Linked DNA regions of Homo sapiens: region 1 is linked to region 2. Evidence: chromatin loops called from intact Hi-C (ENCODE). Cell type or tissue: mammary epithelial cell. All regions are shown on one strand. Each heading gives the region's core, and the rest is flanking DNA. Links, peaks and the distances in the headings are about the cores only. Region 1 overlaps SDHAF3 (succinate dehydrogenase complex assembly factor 3). Region 2 has its middle 35 kb from the start of ASNS.

Evidence for each region. Peaks named below come from ENCODE experiments on the same cell type or tissue, not always from the same donor. Only the 100,000 strongest peaks of a DNase experiment are listed, where the experiment ranks them.
Region 1: a loop joins it to region 2, with 2.7 times the contacts of the local background. A loop is called at or near these places in 5 of 110 quality-filtered maps.

Annotation. Positions count from the first base shown.
Region 1 is chr7:97,174,949-97,184,249 of GRCh38, reverse strand. It overlaps SDHAF3 (succinate dehydrogenase complex assembly factor 3), which reads right to left. Exons shown (of 2, transcript NM_020186.3): 2 at 2,487-3,238. The coding sequence ends at 3,035. LOC124901704 (a long non-coding RNA gene) reads left to right here. Exons shown (of 3, transcript XR_007060445.1): 2 at 3,901-3,990; 3 at 6,752-6,787. Among named protein-coding and RNA genes, the nearest start is that of SDHAF3, 62 kb to the right of the region's middle. In mammary epithelial cell, for the core only: a CTCF peak has its summit at 4,605 (motif pointing right); no DNase peak of the experiment used is centred there.
Region 2 is chr7:97,832,472-97,841,772 of GRCh38, reverse strand. No RefSeq gene overlaps it. Among named protein-coding and RNA genes, the nearest start is that of ASNS, 35 kb to the left of the region's middle. In mammary epithelial cell, for the core only: a CTCF peak has its summit at 6,029 (motif pointing right); no DNase peak of the experiment used is centred there.

The DNA of each region.
Region 1 (9,301 bases), core at 3,029-7,028, 660 kb after region 2:
TGGTTACCCTGGCTAGAGCAGCAGGTGAAGTAAAAGAAAAAGACATGGGGCCGGGCGCGGTGGCTCACGCCTGTAATCCCAGCACTTTGGGAGGCCGAGGCGGGCGGATCACGAGGTCACGAGATCGAGACCATCCCGGCTAAAACGGTGAAACCCCGTCTCTACTAAAAATACAAAAAATGAGCCGGGCGTGGTGGCGGGCGCCTGTAGTCCCAGCTACTTGGGAGGCTGAGGCAGGAGAATGGCGTGAACCCGGGAGGCGGAGCTTGCAGTGAGCCGAGATCCCGCCACTGCACTCCAGCCTGGGCGACAGAGCGAGACTCTGTCTCAAAAAAAAAAAAAAAAAAAGACATGGAAGGTACTGCTCAGTGGCTGGCTGAAGTGAAGGATCACAGAAACTAGGGAGTCTGTAATGGAAATAAAAGCACTAGTAGAATGACATTGAAGGCACCAAGTAGTCAAAGGACTGATAAGTTTATGTATCAGTTTACTGTTAAAGACCACTCCCTATTACCCAAACTTTTAGTTCACGAACTTGGTGTCCCAGTATTTGCACAGTACATCTAGGCAAAACAGCAAACAAAACTTAGTTTTGTTTATTAAGTAGTCCAAACAACTTATTTGTGCCAAAACAATTTAGCACCTGTTGGACACTATGCAGCTTACACTGTAATCATATTGACCAACACTACCTACATTTTCTGTTACTCACTCATCTTCTGTGATATTTGCATTTTTATCACAGCAACCACTAAAAGCCCAGCTTCACAAAGATCTGTCATTAAAAAGAATGTGGCAATATAACTGTAAAACTGAAAATCCTTGCACTAGTAATGTGTGTGGTGTCCAGCAAACACAAATGTGACTGTGATTTCCTCAAAGTTAAAATATCCTGCAGCACCCCTGAGTTCTCTGAGGTGCCCAGGGAATCTCAGTTTATAATTTTGGAACCATAGCCCTATTCCCTATCCTTGCTTTTATTTTCCTCAATAGTACTTATCACCCTACATATTTTATTTCTCTCCTTTAGAATGTGAGTTCCATGGGGGTAGCAGACTTTTTGTCTTTGTTAAAAGTGCTATATCGCTAATACCTAGAATGACATCTGGCAAATGCAGGTTTTTAGTAAGTATCTGTTGAATGAATTGTGCAGTGGGAGTAAGAAACTGATTATATTGTTAAGAGATAGTGGCAAAAGCACAGGATATTGAAATTCATAATTTCAGATGCAAAACAGTTCTGAACAGAGTGAAGGTTTAAGTGTAGCCATGGCATGAGTGAGTGGTTGAATGAAAGTGAATAATGCCAGATAACTCTGTCTGCTGGTTAAGTAAACGACATAAATACTAAGTCACCAAAATAATGGCAAGATTTGAGGTTAAGTCAAGTGCCAACGAACAGAAGGGAAGTATACCCTAAAAGAAAAAAAGCCACAAAGGAACGAGTTCTTAAGCGAGGGTGGCATAGTGATGGGTTGAAAGGGACAATAGGATGGGTCTCTTGTAAAGTGGGAGTTGTGGCCCACTTTACAAGACTACAGCGAAGCAGCGTCTTCAGAAGTATTAGGTTTATATTAGGCATGATGAAAAGGATAATGCTGTAAAGAGTTTGCAGATGTATTTGTTCATGCTGAACGAGGGCTCCTGAATGCACGACTAGATTTTAAACTTCTTGAGGGCAGGAGCTTCGTCTTATCCATTGTTGTATCCCTGAAGCCTGTTATAACACAGACGGAATAATTATTGATTATCATCTTTCTCAACGAGAAAGACCAACAACAGATCAGACTGACTCAAAAAAAAAAAAAAAAAGGATGGAAGAACGGACTAAGGTGGCCCTAGCAGGTATATACAAAGAGAGAACACATGAGACACCAACCCAGAGAAAACATGTATCAGTTTCTAAAGAGATGACATAAATTGCAAGTACATCTAAAAAAATGATCGTTTCAGAATCTTGGAGTAAGCCTTCCTAACTAACTAACTGTCTTAGTCTCTTTGGGCTGCTATAACAAATTACCCTAAACTGGGTGGCTTATAAATAGAAATCTGTTTCTCACGTTTTGGAGACTGCAAAGTACAAGACCAGGGCACCAGCAGATTCAGTGTCTCATGAGGGGCCACTTTCTGCTTTAACATCTTCTCACTGTATCCTCATATGGTAGAAGGGGCAAGAGATCTCCCTGGAGCTTTTTTTTTATACGGGCACTAATCCCATTCATGAGGGCTCTACCACCTAATAGTATCACACTGGGAATCAGGTTTCAATAACTAAAGATACAAGTCATTTAGCATAATATTTTTTAAAATCCACATTTTATGTTGTAAATGGGGTTACCGTTTTTTAAATTTGAGATCTTAGGAAAGTTTCTTATACTTAAGTTGATTTGTAATGTCCTCAACTATTAGTTGATAAATGAGAGTCTCAATGTAGCTACACATTATTTCAGGGGTTGTTATTAACAAACAAACACTGGAGGAAACGTATTATACTTTGTATAGTTTATTATACAAATGATTGATAGTAAAATAGTGAATTTTAAAGCTTCTTCCTAACCTTTCATTGTGAATGAACAGTGATGCAGGGAGAAGAGACATTCAGAAGAAAAATCATGTATGTATTATTAAACTAGAAGTGATAAAATGTTCAGAATGACAATGTATTTAAAAAATAATAACCTTGTTGGAATTGTACATCTATCATTATCACAACATGCTTATTTGATGAAGCTAAAGAAAAGCCAGAAGACTAATATGGCTGGATGAGAATAGCATTTTAAAACATTTTCAGCAAAATTCTAGAAATTTGCTGTTTAGTTCCAAAACTGAATTTCATACAAGTGCTATTATTCCAATAGTTTTTTTCAATTGTCACTAGTGATCTTGATCCATATACTGCAATCATAATATCCAAAATAAAAGAGTATTTCATTAATAACAGGTGTTTTCAAAGCTTAAATATATTTCAAAAACCAATGACAGTTAAAGTAGGGGTTCTAAATTTTTGCATGTCTTATTAAGCTTTGTTGTATAGACTAAAATTTTGGTTTCATAGACTCAGAAATACTAAATTGCCTATTGGGTTTTGTGGCTTCTTGCATCAGCTCCTGCAACTGTCCAATTTGTTCATCACGAAAGTCATTAAGTTTTTCTTCTGGGAGGAAGGTGCCAAAACATGCTTTTCCAGTTGAATTTTGTCTGTTTTCGTTAGCCTGTTGCAATAACGCTGTTGCATACACCTAAAAAGATAAAGAATGAAGGTTATAGATGTAAAGTTTAAATAATATTTAACATTAGAGGACTTGAATTCTAATTCTGAGTCACCTATTTTTCCTCATCAGTAAATGCAGAAGCATTTGGTTAAGGAGATATAAATATAGTTGTGAAGATACAATTCATTGATCATTTCATGTATATCTATTTTTAGCACTTTAAGTGTTTTAACCAACTTTTAGCAAAATTTTTAACCTGGATATAAGTAAAGAGTGGTGAGTCCCTGGATGGGCTTCAGAAGCATGCATAAACCACCTCAAACCATATGCAAAATTGTATTTACACAAGTACGGACATCATTTCTGGGGCCATAGCTTTCAACGGATTCTCAAACAGGAACCATGGGTCTTTTTTCCCCCAACTTTTATTTTAAACCTGCACATATATCCCCTAGATACAAGGGGTACATGTGCAGGTTTGTTAGATGGGAATAACTGCATGATGCTCAAGTTTGGGTACAGGTCCTGTCACCCAGGGAGTAAGCACAATACCCAACATGTAGCTTTTCAACCCATACCACCCTCCAGTAGTCCATGCTGTCAGCTGTTCCCAGTTTACATCCATGTGTGCTCAATGTTTAGCTCCCACTTAAAATTTTATTTTTCTGTTCCTGTGTTAATTTGCCTAGGATCATGGCATCTATGTTGCTGCAAAGGACATGCTTTCATCCTATTTATGGCAGCACAGTATTCCACGGTGACATGTAACACATCTTCAAGTGAGTCTAAATTCATTCCTATGTCTTCAATTACAATTTTAATTTAAAATATACTAGAGAAAAACTTCTTAAACCTTTAAGTCTTCAATGTTTAACAACCATCTGTGTCAAGAAAAACTTTTTCATGTTCTAATTTTGCTCTTATTAAGTACATTCAGCCTAATATTCCAACTATCCCCATCTGCACAAGTGCCACTGTTTTGAAACAGACTCACTCTAAAATTAATCTTTTAAGCAGACAAAGTGCCAAAGTATTTTAGTTCATGAAGTTAAAGTGAATGAACTGGCTAACTCTGGATAATGCTGCTACCTGATCTGGCTTGAGATATATAAATTGCTTGTAATTGCTGGAATGGCAGCATTGCCAGAGCAACTTTAATTCCAAACATTCCAAACCTATGGAGAAAATATTTTTTCCATGATTTACAGAAATCCACTTATTAAGATGAAAACATTTCAAGTTTTATCAATTCCACTTCTATATGCTTCAGGGCAGGCAGGGTTTTTCAACCTTGGCACTATTTTGTGTGTGTAGGGGGGGTAGGGGTGGGGAGGGGTCAGTGAGAGTCTGCATTGCAGGATGTTTAGCAGCATCTCTTGTCTCTGACCACCAGATGGCAGTAACACCCCTCTCCCCGTCTTGATAATCTAAAATGTCTCGAAACACTGCCAAAGGTTTCCTGGCAAGGCAAAAATCACCCTACCATCCTAAAGAAACTTTAAAACATGTGAACAAGTATCATGCAGAAGAATGTTGATTGTTAAAGCAAAAAAAAAAAAAAAAATGGAAATAATTGTACTTCAATAGAAAAGTCAAATACACTGAAATTTACTCAGATGATAATAAAGATGTCACAACAAATAAGCTACAAGTCTATGTATCAACACGGATGAAACTCCAAAAAATAAAATCTAAAAAGCAGGCTTTAAGAAATTATTCATTTACAAAAATGGACAACTAAGGAGCTCTAAATAGCAAAAACAGAGGACTCACAACTCCCAATTTCAAAACTTAACTAGAAAGCCACATTAAACAAAAGTGTGGCACTGGCATTAGAATAGATATATAACACCAATAGAATGAGGAGTCCAGAAGTAAATCCTTACATATATAGCCAATTGATTTTTGATAAAGATGTCAAATCCATTCAGTGGAGGAAAGAATAATCTAGGCAACAACTGGTGCTGGGAAAACTGAATTTCCACATGCAAAAGAGTGAAGTTAGACACCCCATCTTCTACCATATACAAAAATTAACTCAAAGTGAATCAAAGACCTAAATATAAGAGCTAAAATCATGAGAATCCTAGAAGAAAATATATAGGTAAATCTTTATGACCTTTGATTTGGCAATAGGTTCTTAGATATGACACCAAAAGCCCAAGCAACAACAACAAAAATAAACTGGACAGTATCAAAATTAAATACTTCTGTGCATCAAAGGACACCTAATAGTAAAAAGACAAACTACAAAATGAGAAAAAATTTGCAAATCGTATCTGAAAAGGGTTTATTATCCAGAATATATAAAGAACCACAACTAAAAGACAAATAGCCCAATTTAAAAATGGGTAAAGCACATGAATAGACATTTCTCCAAAGATATACAGATGGCCAAGTACATGAAAAGATGGTCAAAATCATTTGCCATTAGAAAAATGTAAATCAAAACCACAATGAGATGCCACTTCACCCTAAGATGTCTACTATAATAATTTTTTAAACCCCAGAAAAATAACAGTTGGAATAAACTAGAATCCTCATACATTGATAATGAGAATATAAAATGGTATAGCCACTGCAGAAAAGACTGGCAGTTCCTCAGAAAGTTAAACACAGAATTACCATATGATCCAGCAAATGCACTCATAGGTATATTACCAAAATAACTGAGAACAGGAACTCAAACACATACTTGTATACACAATAGACGACATTTGGAAAATAACCTAGATGTCCACCAGCAAGCAGATAAACAAAATGTGGTATACACATACAATGGAATATTTATCACCCTTAAAAGGGAATGAAGTTCTGATCCATACTACAACATGGATAAACCTTAAAAAGATTATGCTAAGAAGCCAAACATAAAAAGACATATTGTATGATTCCACTTACATGAAATATCTAGAATAGGAAAATTCATAGACAGAAAGAATAGATAATACTAAGGGCTGGGAGGAGGTAGGAGAGGGTGTTACTGTTTAATGGCCACCGAGTTTCCGTTTGGGTGAGGAAAAATCTAGAATAATGTCTCTACAATGTATCATTTACAGTGTCCAGGAAAAAAATTAAAAATTATTACAAACACAGTTAAGAGAAGAGGCAATCAATGGAGACCAGTGCCTGAGATTATTCAGACATTAGAATAAGCAGAGATAGATTTTAAAGCAGGTACTATAAATGTTAAGTATGTAAAAGAAAATACGGTCATCATAAATGGGGCAGATAAATCTCAGCAGAGAATGAGGAATTATAAGAACCAAATAAATTCTAGAACTCAAAAATGCACTATCTGGAATTTTTTAAATGTCACTTAATAGTAGACTGGAGATGAAGATTCATGAACTTGAAAATACAGCAATAGAAATTATCCAGTTTTAAACAGAACAAAACTATTTAAAAAATGAGTAAAAGATCAGTGATCTGTGAAACAATGCCAAAAGATCTACCGTAAGTTTAAGTGGAATCCAAGAAAAGAGGTTACTGCCTTAGCAGAAAAATAAATTTTAATGGGTATCTTATTTTTTTTTTGAGACGGAGTCTCGCTCTGTTGCCCAAGCTGGAGTGCAGTGGCGCGATCTCGGCTCACTACAAGCTGTGCCTCCCGGGTTCACACAATTCTCCTGCCTCAGCCTCCCCAGCAGATGGGACTACAGATGCCCACCATCACGCCCAGGTAAATTTTTTGTATTTTTAGTAGAGATGGGTTTCACTGCGTTAGCTAGGATGGTCTCAATCTCCTGACCTCATGATCCACCCGCCTCAGCCTCCCAAAGTGCTGGGATTACAGGCCTGAGCTACTGTGCCTGGCCGGATATCTTATTTTTATAAAGTTTTATGAATTTTAATGAATATTTTAAGGAAAAATAAATTCAAGAAGCTTAGCAAGTTCCAAGCAGAATACAAAATACTATACCTAAGCATATGATAGTTAAATTGTTGAAAAATAAAGCAAAAATCTTTTTTAAAAGTTTAAAAATATATATATCATTTACAAATATATGCAAATGTACAAAACATAAAAACAAGCATGGAAACAACCAACATCAGGATCCTGATTACCTCTGAGGAGTAAGAAAGGGGAATGGAATTTTAGCTGTACCTTTTAATATTTATTTACTTTAAAAAAGTGAACTAAATATTTCAAAATATTAATATTTGTTAAATCTGAGTGGTGAATACATAACTTTCCCATTTTTGAAAATTTTCATAACTTTGTGCATAATTTCAGAGAATATTTCACTTAGGGTATAATTTATAATAATTATGGGAATAATGTTTCTTATGGAAAGTAGAAATACATTTCATGTGTGAGAAATGATCAATGAATGAACATCTTGGGTAGAAAGACTCACGAAAAGGAAACAAAAAAACCCAACCTTTCGCCCGTACACCACCCATTACCGACTAGTCTTTGACTCCATGTACTTGCAACAGCATTCCTTTCCTGGCAAGAGAGAAAAATGGCCAAAATAAAAATAACTTCAGGACCACAATTTGGAGGTTTCCAGATATAGGAAGAAGCAGCAGTAAAATGTGAATTTATGACTAAGTCACCCCGCCAAGCATATCTACCTGGAGGGAAGAGACTCAGAACAGAAAAATACTACACTACACATTAACTAACAGCATCCTTTGGTTTCAAACTGTTATGCTGGCTTCTAAGAATAATGCTATCCCGAAAGTTAGAAGATTCCCTATGATTGCTCTCTTGAACCAAAGAGAATGTGCAGTGCTTCCTCAGGGTAAGTTAAGCAGCTGCTTCAAGTAGCAGAAAGCTGTCGAAGAGAGACACTTTTGAGTATGGTGAGAGCAGGTGCAGTGGGCTGAATGGTGTCCCCAAAATATGTCAAGTCCTAATCTCTGAAACTGTGTTACCTTATATGTATATTATAGGTTTTGCAAGTGTGATTGAGGATTCTGAGATGAGATTATCCTGATGGTCCTGAAAATACGGTCACAAGTATTCTTAGAGGGGATGAGATAAATTAGGCATACAGAGGAGAATGTGATATGAAGAAAAAATAAGTTTGGAGCGATATGGCCATAATTCAAGGGAATCCTGGATCCACCAGAAGCTGAAAGATGTGGATTTCTTCCCTAGAGCCTCTCACTCTTTAATTAGGCCTCTCCAGAATACACTACCATTGTTTTAAGTCAGGCTGTGGTAATTTATTACAGCAGACACAGGAAATTAATACAGCAGTGAACTACAGAAACACAGTCTTAAAGTCTCCTAGTAGAAAAAAACTAACGTTCATGCTATACTGTTTCCCACTAGAGTTTTTGAAAAGGCAGAGAAGCTGTAGTACCAGTTTGTCAGTGATAGAACAATTAAATATTATAAGGCCAGCTATGCCTTCACTGTACTCTCTAATTCTCTACCTGTATATTAAACTTGCTTATAGTCTGAATCAAATTGATACTATTAAATTACTGGTATGGTCGAGCACACTGGCTCACACCTGTAATCCCAGAGCTTTGGGAGGCCAAGGCAAGAGGACTGCTTAGTTTTTAGTAAACCAAACATCACACATTCTCACTTGTAAGTGGGAGCTAAATGATGAGAACTCACGAACACAAAGAGGGGAACAACAGACACCTACATAAGGGTGGAAGAAGGAACAGAAAAGATAACTATTGGATATTGGGCTTAATGACTAGGTGATGAACTAATCTGTACAACAAACCCCCATGACACAAGTTTACCTATGCAACAAACCTTCACATGTACCCTCAAACCTAAAATTAAAATCTAAAAAAGTGTCAGTTTAATAACATTAAGAAAACAATCAAATTATAAATTATCTTAAATTACTTCAATTTTAGAACTCATTTATCTATTATACAGATGTTTTTAAAGAATAGAAATGAACTATATTAGATTTCTTCTTACCAGCATTTAGAATCAAACTAAATAAACCATTTCAAGGAATAACATAGAGAAACAACCAGATATTACATGTCTTCTGATATTAGTACATATTACCAAAACAACAACAACAAGAAAACCAAAAACAAACAAAAAAATACACCTAGTAAGCCTCTACATCTAATTATCAATTTACAGGAAACACAAGAGAC
Region 2 (9,301 bases), core at 3,532-7,531:
GAAAAAAATTCCTGATTTTAAAGTATCAATTAAAATGGTTATTTTTATTTATTTATTCATTTTTTTGAGACGGAGTTTTGCTCCTGTTGCCCAGGCTGGAGTGCAATGGCACAATCTCTGCTCGCTGCAATCTCTGCTTCCCACGTTCAAGCGATTCTCCTGCCTCAGCCTCCTGAGTAGCTGGGATTACAGGCATGTGCCACGATGCCTGGCTAATATTGTATTTTTAGTAGAGATGGGGTTTCCCCATGTTGGTCAGGCTGGTTTTGAACTCCTGACCTCAGGTGATCTGCCCACCTCAGCCTCCCAAAAAATACTGGTTAAAATGTTTAAGAATTTTCAGGTTAAATAAACCATGTCCTGTGTGCTGAAATTAATCTAGATAAATTAATCTACACATACTCCGTACAACTCACACAATCAGTAGCCCTCCCTTGACTCTTCTTCTTAATAGACCATAACATTACTAAACACCAGAAGGAATTTTGTGCAGTTTTATTTCACCTCTGCCTTGTGGCATTCCTTCAATAAGCCTGTGTTGAGCGTCTTCTTGTCAGGCGTTACTCTACTCCGTGGAGAATAAGGACTGTACGTGTAGGGAAGGAAAATATCTTTTCCTCACCCATCCTAGGTTCATGGCTGAGGCTCCTATAACAAAATACAGATTAACAAGAAAAAGGCATACATATCTATTTATTTGTTTGTTTATTTAGGAGGCAGAGTCTTGCTCTGTCACCCAGGCTGGAGTGCAGTGGCGCAATCTTGGCTCGCTGGAACCTCCACCTCCCAGATCCAAGCGATTCTCCTGCCTCACCCTCCCAGGTAGCTGAGACTACAGGCACGCGCCACTATGTCCAGCTAATTTTTTTTGTATTTTGGTAGAAACGGGTTTCACCATGTTGCCCAGGCTGGTCTCGGATTCCTGAGCTCAGGCAATCTGCCCACCTCGGCCTCCCAAAGTGCTAGGATTACAGGTGTGAGCCACTGTGCCCAGCCAAATTTATTTAATGTTTTATGTGACATGAGAATCTTCATAAGAAATGAAGACCCAAAGAAATGGTTAAGCCAGTATATTTTTATGTTAGGTTTGATGAACAGTGGACCGTTGAGAAATGTGATAAGACAAAGAGGGCATGATCTGATGGCAACAAACAGGGAAACTTAAAAGACTGTTTGCTCAGATTCCTTTGTGATCCTTCATCTTTAGAGATAAGGACACTCCTTTTCTCTGGGTGTAGAGGACACCTCTTCCATAAGGGTCTTATGTCTTACTTTAGGGAAAGGTGAAAAAAGAAATTCTTCCTAGGTTTTATGATCTACTCCAGGGAAGAAGGGGGGCAGAGGAAACTCAGAGACTTCCCTGTTTCTGCCAGTTTTCAGGGTGCCAAAGTGTTATATTTTGGAATAGCATGTCCTGAACCCCATCCTGTGTTATCTGCCCTGTCATATATAGGTGTCTTGATTCTCTTGTCTCTGACAAAATTTTTAATTCCCAGTGGTCACGAACCATAGTGCTTTAGTTTTAAATATAGTATGGAGCTTAATTTGGAATCATGAGAGTAAAAGGCTCTGAATAAAGATGTTAATTGATTTATGTACCATTTGTGCTTATTCAAAAGACATCTCTGTCTCTATTTTGCAGAAAGAGACATAAAGATGTTTTTATTACGTGGAACAACTGGTAGAGCAATAGAAATACAGTCAATCTCATTCTCCCATCTGTTCTTATTTGCCCCTAGAACTAAAACTTCATCAGATGGTTCGGTGTTAAATGTGATAAAAATGTCAGCACTTTAGACTCATATCTGGCTTCCTGTTGGGCACCTCCACATGTCCTCTGCTGTTATCACAAATTTTGCTGCTCAACTCAGATCTCACATTCCCACATCCCAATTTCTTTTATATTCCCCATCTCAGCTGGGAGACTACCTTCCCCACCATCAGCCAGGTGAGTCACAGATCAGGAAGGAGCACTGGGCATGGCATACTTTAATGTCAGGAGCATGGAAGAAAGCTGGAATTGCAATGCAACCCAGGGTCTGAGAAAGACACAAACAGTGCAGTCTTGGACCATACTGACTTCTAGTCACATACAAATCACTCATATTTTTCAATTTTGACATTAGGACGAAGTATTTGTCAAGGTGGTAGGATGGGACATATTTTATTGAGCAGTTGTGTTTGCTTATTTATAACTTTTGCTCATTTAGATATGTGATACGTGGTATTCCATTTGTACTCTTGTACCAGTACCCACAACTGTTAGTAAGGTCAAAGTGATGCTGGTGGTGGAGGTGACAATTTCTTACCTGGACCCAGTGGCACTATGGATGGGAGATTCCTGCTTGTTGTGAGAGATGTCTGAGGCTTCCTTTGCCAGATTCTAAGATACAACCAGAGAAAAAAGAAGACCAGAATAGGAGTAGGGTTACCTGCCGGCCCTCCTCTGCTCCCCCTGAGGTTAAAAGGCTTCCTACATGCCTCTGCCTAGTGGCAGTGAGCAAGGATGGCTGGCATGGATTCACAAATGGAACAGGAGACTGTGAAAATGTATCCCAAGAGATATTTTGGGACTTGCTTACTTCTAAGAGAATAGTTGCAGTCTAGCAAAATGGGGGCACTGGGAGTGGGGACTAGACATGAAAGACTTGGAGATAGTGGGGAGAAAGGAGTAACATGGAGCAGAGAAGACAGGTACAAACAGGATAGTTTTCAATGACCTCAGAAATGTTCTATTGTCCCACCCAGAAGGTGTAGTGAGATCAATGCCTTCTTAAGGTATAGAGAATGAAAAAGCCAGTGAGGGAGAGACTGATTTATTACTGGGTGCAGGGGGCACCTGATATTCAATCCCATCTCTTACATCTGTATTATTTAGGTTTTTTCCCTAAAAACCCTGGTAAAGAACTGCTTGAAGTGTGTGTGTCTGTGTGTGTGTGTGTGTGTGTGTGTGTGTGTGTGTTTCTTAGGCAAGATGCCCATCAACAGAGGAAATAGATTACCTGAAATCTCTACTCTGTCTCTCCACAAGAGCAGGCATTAGAGACCCATCCCAGCAAAAAAAATGCAGATCCATACTATTGGTTTAAAGACAAGAAGCCTAATGGGATCATAGGTCTGGAATAAAGAGCTGACCAACCTTCCTCTCTGCCCCTATGGTCCCCACAGTGGTGCATGTCACCTAAGGCAGGGTGCAAGGTAATCTGTTGAAATACAGGGGAAGCTGAACTTCTATTTTTCATTTTTTCCTTTAAAATTTCTATTTTTGTACATCATTTACAAAATGTATGGCATGTCAGTACATTAATAATTAAATATATATCATGCTCTAAATTTTTTACTGATGGTGTGGACAAATGTTGGAAGATCATAGTACTCATAGATAAAGTTCACACTCCCTTCATACAGCTTACAAGAAGTCCTTACATTATTAGGCTAAATGCCTATCTCTCCAGCTCATAACTCACCATGCTTTGTTTGCATGCTCAGGCAATTCCAGACTGTCTGCAGTTTCTGCCACACATCAAGAAGTGAGGAAAGCAGGCCGGTTGCGGTGGCTCATGCCTGTAATCCCAGCACTTTGGGAGGCCGAGGCGGGCAGATCACCTGAGGTCAGGAGTTTGAGACCAGTCTGGCCAACATGGCAAAACCCCGTCTCTAATAAAAATACAAAAAAATTTGCCGGGTGTGGTGGTGCATGCCTGTAATTCCCAGCTACTTGGAGAGGCTGAGGCATAAGAATCACTTGAACCTGGGAGGCAGAGGTTGCAGTGAGCCGAGACTGCGCCACTGCACTTCAGCCTGGGCGACAGAGGGAGACTCCGTCTCAAAAAAACCAAAAGACCAAAAGAATAAAAAAAGAAGTGAGGAAAGCAGAAAATAGGACAGAGGAAAAGTTAAGCAAAGATGAAGTTTCTGCTGTAGTTCAGCCTTAGCCTGCTCCCACCGAGTTTGAATGGCATACCAAAGTTGGCATCACCTTAGGATGAGGGGGCCAGGTTTTGCAGGCCTGTATGTCAGCCCTCACCTGTGAATGCCTTTGGAGGAAGTCAGAGTCTTCCGGAAACTTCCAGGTGAATAGCAATTCTTCAGAGAAGGCTGCAGTTGTGAGCCATTAGTGGCTATCATTCACAGCAGCTGGCGAACTTGGTGTACCTATCTGGTAAGGGTTTGGGGTGGAAGAAGCACCAACAGCATTACTGCATTTTGCCAGACTGATTTCTACAAATGTGTAATGAGCTTTACAGGAATGGTAATCATGCAAGAAAACTGTTGTTTTATTCTTCATCAACATGCTAATTGTAAGTCTGGCAACTTTTTTAGTCTTGTGTGTTTTCCCCTTTAAATACAGTTTTATTTTTGGTTATCCAGCCCTTCTAAAACCTAACTTATTTTCTAAATACCTTAGTTTCTGAATCTTTCTTTGCACCTAGATAATTTCTGTTAATCTGTGAGACTTACCTTAGATGCCGGTTTCTCTGGGAAGCCTCCTTCAATCATCTACAGCTGGGATACTTTCCTGCCACTCAGCTCTCATAAAATCTGATGTAGTCTGATTTTCATGACACTATAGCAATGTTGTAGAATTATCTAGCTATATGAATTATCTAGCTACGTGTCTGAGTCAGTCAGGATTGGTCAGGAAAACAGAAGGCACTCCGTGTTTTGGGGGCAGAAAGGGTTTGTTATTAGGAATTAGGGGCTTGCTTGACTATTGGAAAGGCTGGGGAGTAGTGAAGACCAGGCAAGCCAGCGGGAAGGAAGCGGACACTGGAGATCTTATCCTGAGGCAACAGGGCAGCGGGTTCTCAGGAACTTAACAGCAAGCTGCTGCAAGTCTTAGGAATCTCTAAGAGGTCCCCCAGCGTCTCACGGTGCAGCAGCAACACAGATGGGTTCTCAAGAGCTCACCAGGGAGCCACTCTGAGCCTCTCATTTTCTTCAGTCAGGATGCAGTTGCCTCTAGAGAATAAAACTTCTCTATTTCTTCTGTCTTCCACATCTTGAGTGACTTCTATGGGAAACTCCGTGTCCTAGGTAAATGGATTGTGGGAGAAGACCTTAAAAGGGATGATGGTGATGCGCAGTTGACAATAGATGATTCAGCATAGTATCTCATGATAAATGTCAAGAGACAAAATTGCAACAAGTTTAGTTAAATGATCAAATTGGCTTTTATTTGTGATTCATGAGTCAGGTAGCATCTCATCTAAGAAACAGAGTGGTGCTCTGTTGGGCGTGATGGAAGAGTCAGTTTTTAAAAGCTTGAGCAGGAACAAGGAAACAGCATAATACAAAAAGCAGATTGGTTAACAGCAGGTTACCTTCCTTGTAAGGGTTAAAGCAGAGGGGACTTTCTGATCATATTGGCTAAAACTGGCCTGTTTGGGGTTTGGCTATTATTTCTTTTTCTCTTTTAATTTCTCAGAAGGTCAGATTAACAACTTAGTTTCAATTTGGTGATATGGAACTTTAGCATGGGTTACTCCATTTTGGTTTGATCTGTTGGGGCCTAGTGCAGGGAGCTTAGTTCAAACCAATGGCCTTCTAGAAATTTTACTTAACAGAGTGTATGAGCTTTTCACCAGCTGGAGAATGTATCTTTCTCATGTTTATGTTCCCAAAGTCTAGTGCAGTTCCTGGAAAATAAAGGTGTTCAATAAATGTTCATTAAATAACAGAATAAGTGATGAGGAGAGGACAATAGCTCCCCAAAGTCAGATAATTTTGGTTATGTTATAAACGATGTTATCAGAGATCAGTAGTTCATCTCCAGAAGAGCCTCGTGTTTAGTAATTTACGGTAGAGATAACGGCAATTCAGGTTGATATTTTTTCTATGCTGACCAAAACTGTCACATTTCTGAAAGCTAAAATCCTAGGTAGAAGGAAACCTTTGCAATTCAGGGCACTGAAGCTGTTGAGGCATGTTAGGCCAATCTCTGCAATATTATTACCTCTTTTCAACTTTTTCTTAAATTTCTTCCAGCGCTCAGGAACCATGTGTATATTAAGTGAGCTGCCACGAGGTGGCACTCTTGCTTATTTGTTGTAGTAGGCCACTGCCTTCTACACAAGGGATGTGATGGAGCCAGAAATGTTAGTCTTAAAGCGACTAAACTGCCCCTCAAATTAAAACATTGTCGTTAGTTGAAGTAAGATACACACATTGCTTCAAATAAGAATTAAAGCAAACGCGAAAATGAAAGAGAAAATCAGAGCCTAATGTCGTTGTCTATAATGCTTTCACCATCTGAGTCACTTGTCAATTGGCACTAGAATCTTGTTCTCCAAGGTGTCCCCAGGGGCTCTTCTTCCCAGTTACTCTGTCCCTGCTTCGTGTGTAAGGTGGGATGATTCAGAAGTTTATTGTCTTATCTTACTTCTGAAGTCTATGGGGGACTCAATTTTCTTCTTTTTTGTTTGTTTTTGAGACAGTACCTCCCTCTGTCATCCAGGCTGGAGTGCAGTGGTGTGATCACGGCTCACTGCAGCCTCGACCTCCATCCAGGGCTCCAGCGATTCTCCCACCTCAGCCTCCTGAGTAGCTGGGACCACAGACATGCACCACCGTGCCTGGCTAATTATCTTATTTTTTTTTTTTTTTTTATAGAGACAGGGTTCCCCTATGTTCCCCAGGCTTGTCTTGAACCCCTGGGCTCAAGCTATCCTCCTGCTTTGGCCTCCCAAAATGCTGGGATTACAGGCATGAGCCACCACAGGTGGCCTGGAATCACTTCTCTATGGGAGAAAAACCCCAGCAGGTGAGTAGGCTTTTAAATTAGCTCAAATTATGGCTAAGAAAGTGTTGGTCATGACCAATAGAGGCACACTTGCTGTAGCATGACTGAAATCCTTCCCGTTAAGATCCACAAATTTCCTTCCAACCAAATTAAAGCTTTCCATAGGACTTACACTTTTTTTTGAAATCACAGAAGTAATCCATGCTCATTGTATAAAACCCCCGAAATAAATATAAACAAAGAGAAGAAAGAAAAACATAATTAATCTCAGCCTCAATAACCAATAGCATTTTAGGGAATGTCCTTTATTACCAATTTATTTATACATGTGATTGACTTGGTATACTCTTAGTACATACTCTGTTCCAGGCACCATGCCAGGTTTTGAGTTTGCAAAGAAGAACAAGATTTTCTCTACAAGACAAATATAGCCCCCTCTCTCTGATTATATAAACACATGCATATATAAGTTTTATAAAAAGGTCATATTTTACAAACAGTGGGCCCTCTGTGTCTGCCATTCTGCATTCATGAGTTCAACCAACCACAGATCAAAAATGTTTGGAAAAAATTTTTACAGTACAATAGAAAGTAATACAAATAAAAACCAATGTAGTATAACAACTACTTACATAGCGATTGCAATGTATTAGGTATTATGAGTAATTTAGAGAAGATCTGATGTATCTGAGAGATTGCGTGTAGGTTAGATGCAAATACTATGCTAGTTTATATCCGGGACTTGAGCAACCTTGAATTTTGATATCCACTGGGATCCTGGGACCAATCTCCATGGGTGTGGAGCCTTGCGTTTCCCCATTAATGATATACTAAGATCATTTTTCCATGTCCCTAAATACTTTTCAAAGGCATTATTTTAATTTCATAATATTTTATTTTCTAGATATACCATAGTTTATTCATTAAATTTTCCTATTCTTGAAAATATACGTGTATCTACTCTTTTACTACAAAAAATAATGATTCATGACTATGAACATATAGTCAGAATGAATAAGATCTAGTATTTAATAGCACAACAGGGTGACTACAGTCAAAAATAACCTATTGTACATTTCAAATTAACTAAGAGTATAACTGGATTGTTTATAACAGAAAGAAAGGATTCATGCTTGAGATGATGGACACTTCCATTTATCCTGATTTAGTTATGCATCATATGCCTGTATCAAAATATCTTATATACTCCATAAATACATACACCTACTATATACCCACAAAATAAGAAAAAGAGATTCAGTGAACAATATTGTAGCCAATTTTTTGCCTGCAACCACAATTACATTCCTAGTCTAAATTGCCAAAGTTGGGGTTGATGGATTAAATGACTTTTAAAATTTTAAGGCTTTGCTAGCTATGTCTAAATTTCCTTCATAAGGGCAACATCAATTTTGTCCCTATTCTTGTACTTCTGTGAATCCTCACCAATACTGAGTGTTTTCATTTAAATATATTTTCACTGTAGGTAAAACATATAAATATATTTATATTTAATTGTTGTTTAAATGTATATTGTTTATACCTGATTACTAATGAGGTCGAATATGGTTTTTTATGTTATTAGCCATTTGTCTTATTGTTTGCTTGCTAATTCCTCAGTTCAGTTTTTTATTGGACATTAGTTTTTTCTCATTGCTATGTAGGGATTTTTTGTATATTTATTAACCCCTGCAGTTATGTTTCTAGTTTCATATTTGTATTTTATTTTGTATTCTGTTTTTGTCATACAGAACTTAACATTTCATAAGTATTTTTTATTTTATCTTATTTTTTGATAGGCATTTTTCCTTTAAAGTTTGTAATTTTAGATTAGAAAATCATTTAGGCATCATTTAGAAAGAAGAGTAGAAGCAAGGATGAACATTTTTATTTGCTCATTGGAAATTATCCTCTAGAATTAGCTCTCTTTTCTTTGATTTAGAATTTCTCTAAAGAATACTTGACCCTGCAATAGGGAAGTTACTAAATCCTTCAACTTCTTTTGGGAAGCCTTCCCAAAGATTGTTAACTGGGAGAGAGGGCAGCACTGTTTCCTTGGGGGCCATTCTGAAACATATGGGAGCGTTTCCGGTTCCCATACATATATGACTGGGACAATCTACTGGCACTTAGTGGGTAGGATCCAGGAATGCTAAACATCCTGTAATGTACAGAACAATGAAGAATTGTTACTCCTGACTAAGAATAGCAGCTCCCATTGAGACAAACTGTTAGACTATCCAAAGACATCTTTAAAAAATACTGTTTCTTGAAAACATTGTATCAAAACACATTTCCAGCAGAGACGTGGTAGTATTTTTTTCCACAATGTATTTATATATGTACACGTAATGGATTGGATGAAATACATCAAACCTTTGCTTTAATAAGGTTTAAATTGCTTTATCCAATCTGTCAAGATAACATAGGCTTGAGTTGAGTAAGGTCACTAGACAGGTGACTGGTTATCAATTTGACTTATCAGGTAAGTTAAATTACTGATTTGCTCAGAAAGAGTTGCAGAGGGGTTGGAATTAATTAATTGGACTTGTAAACTGA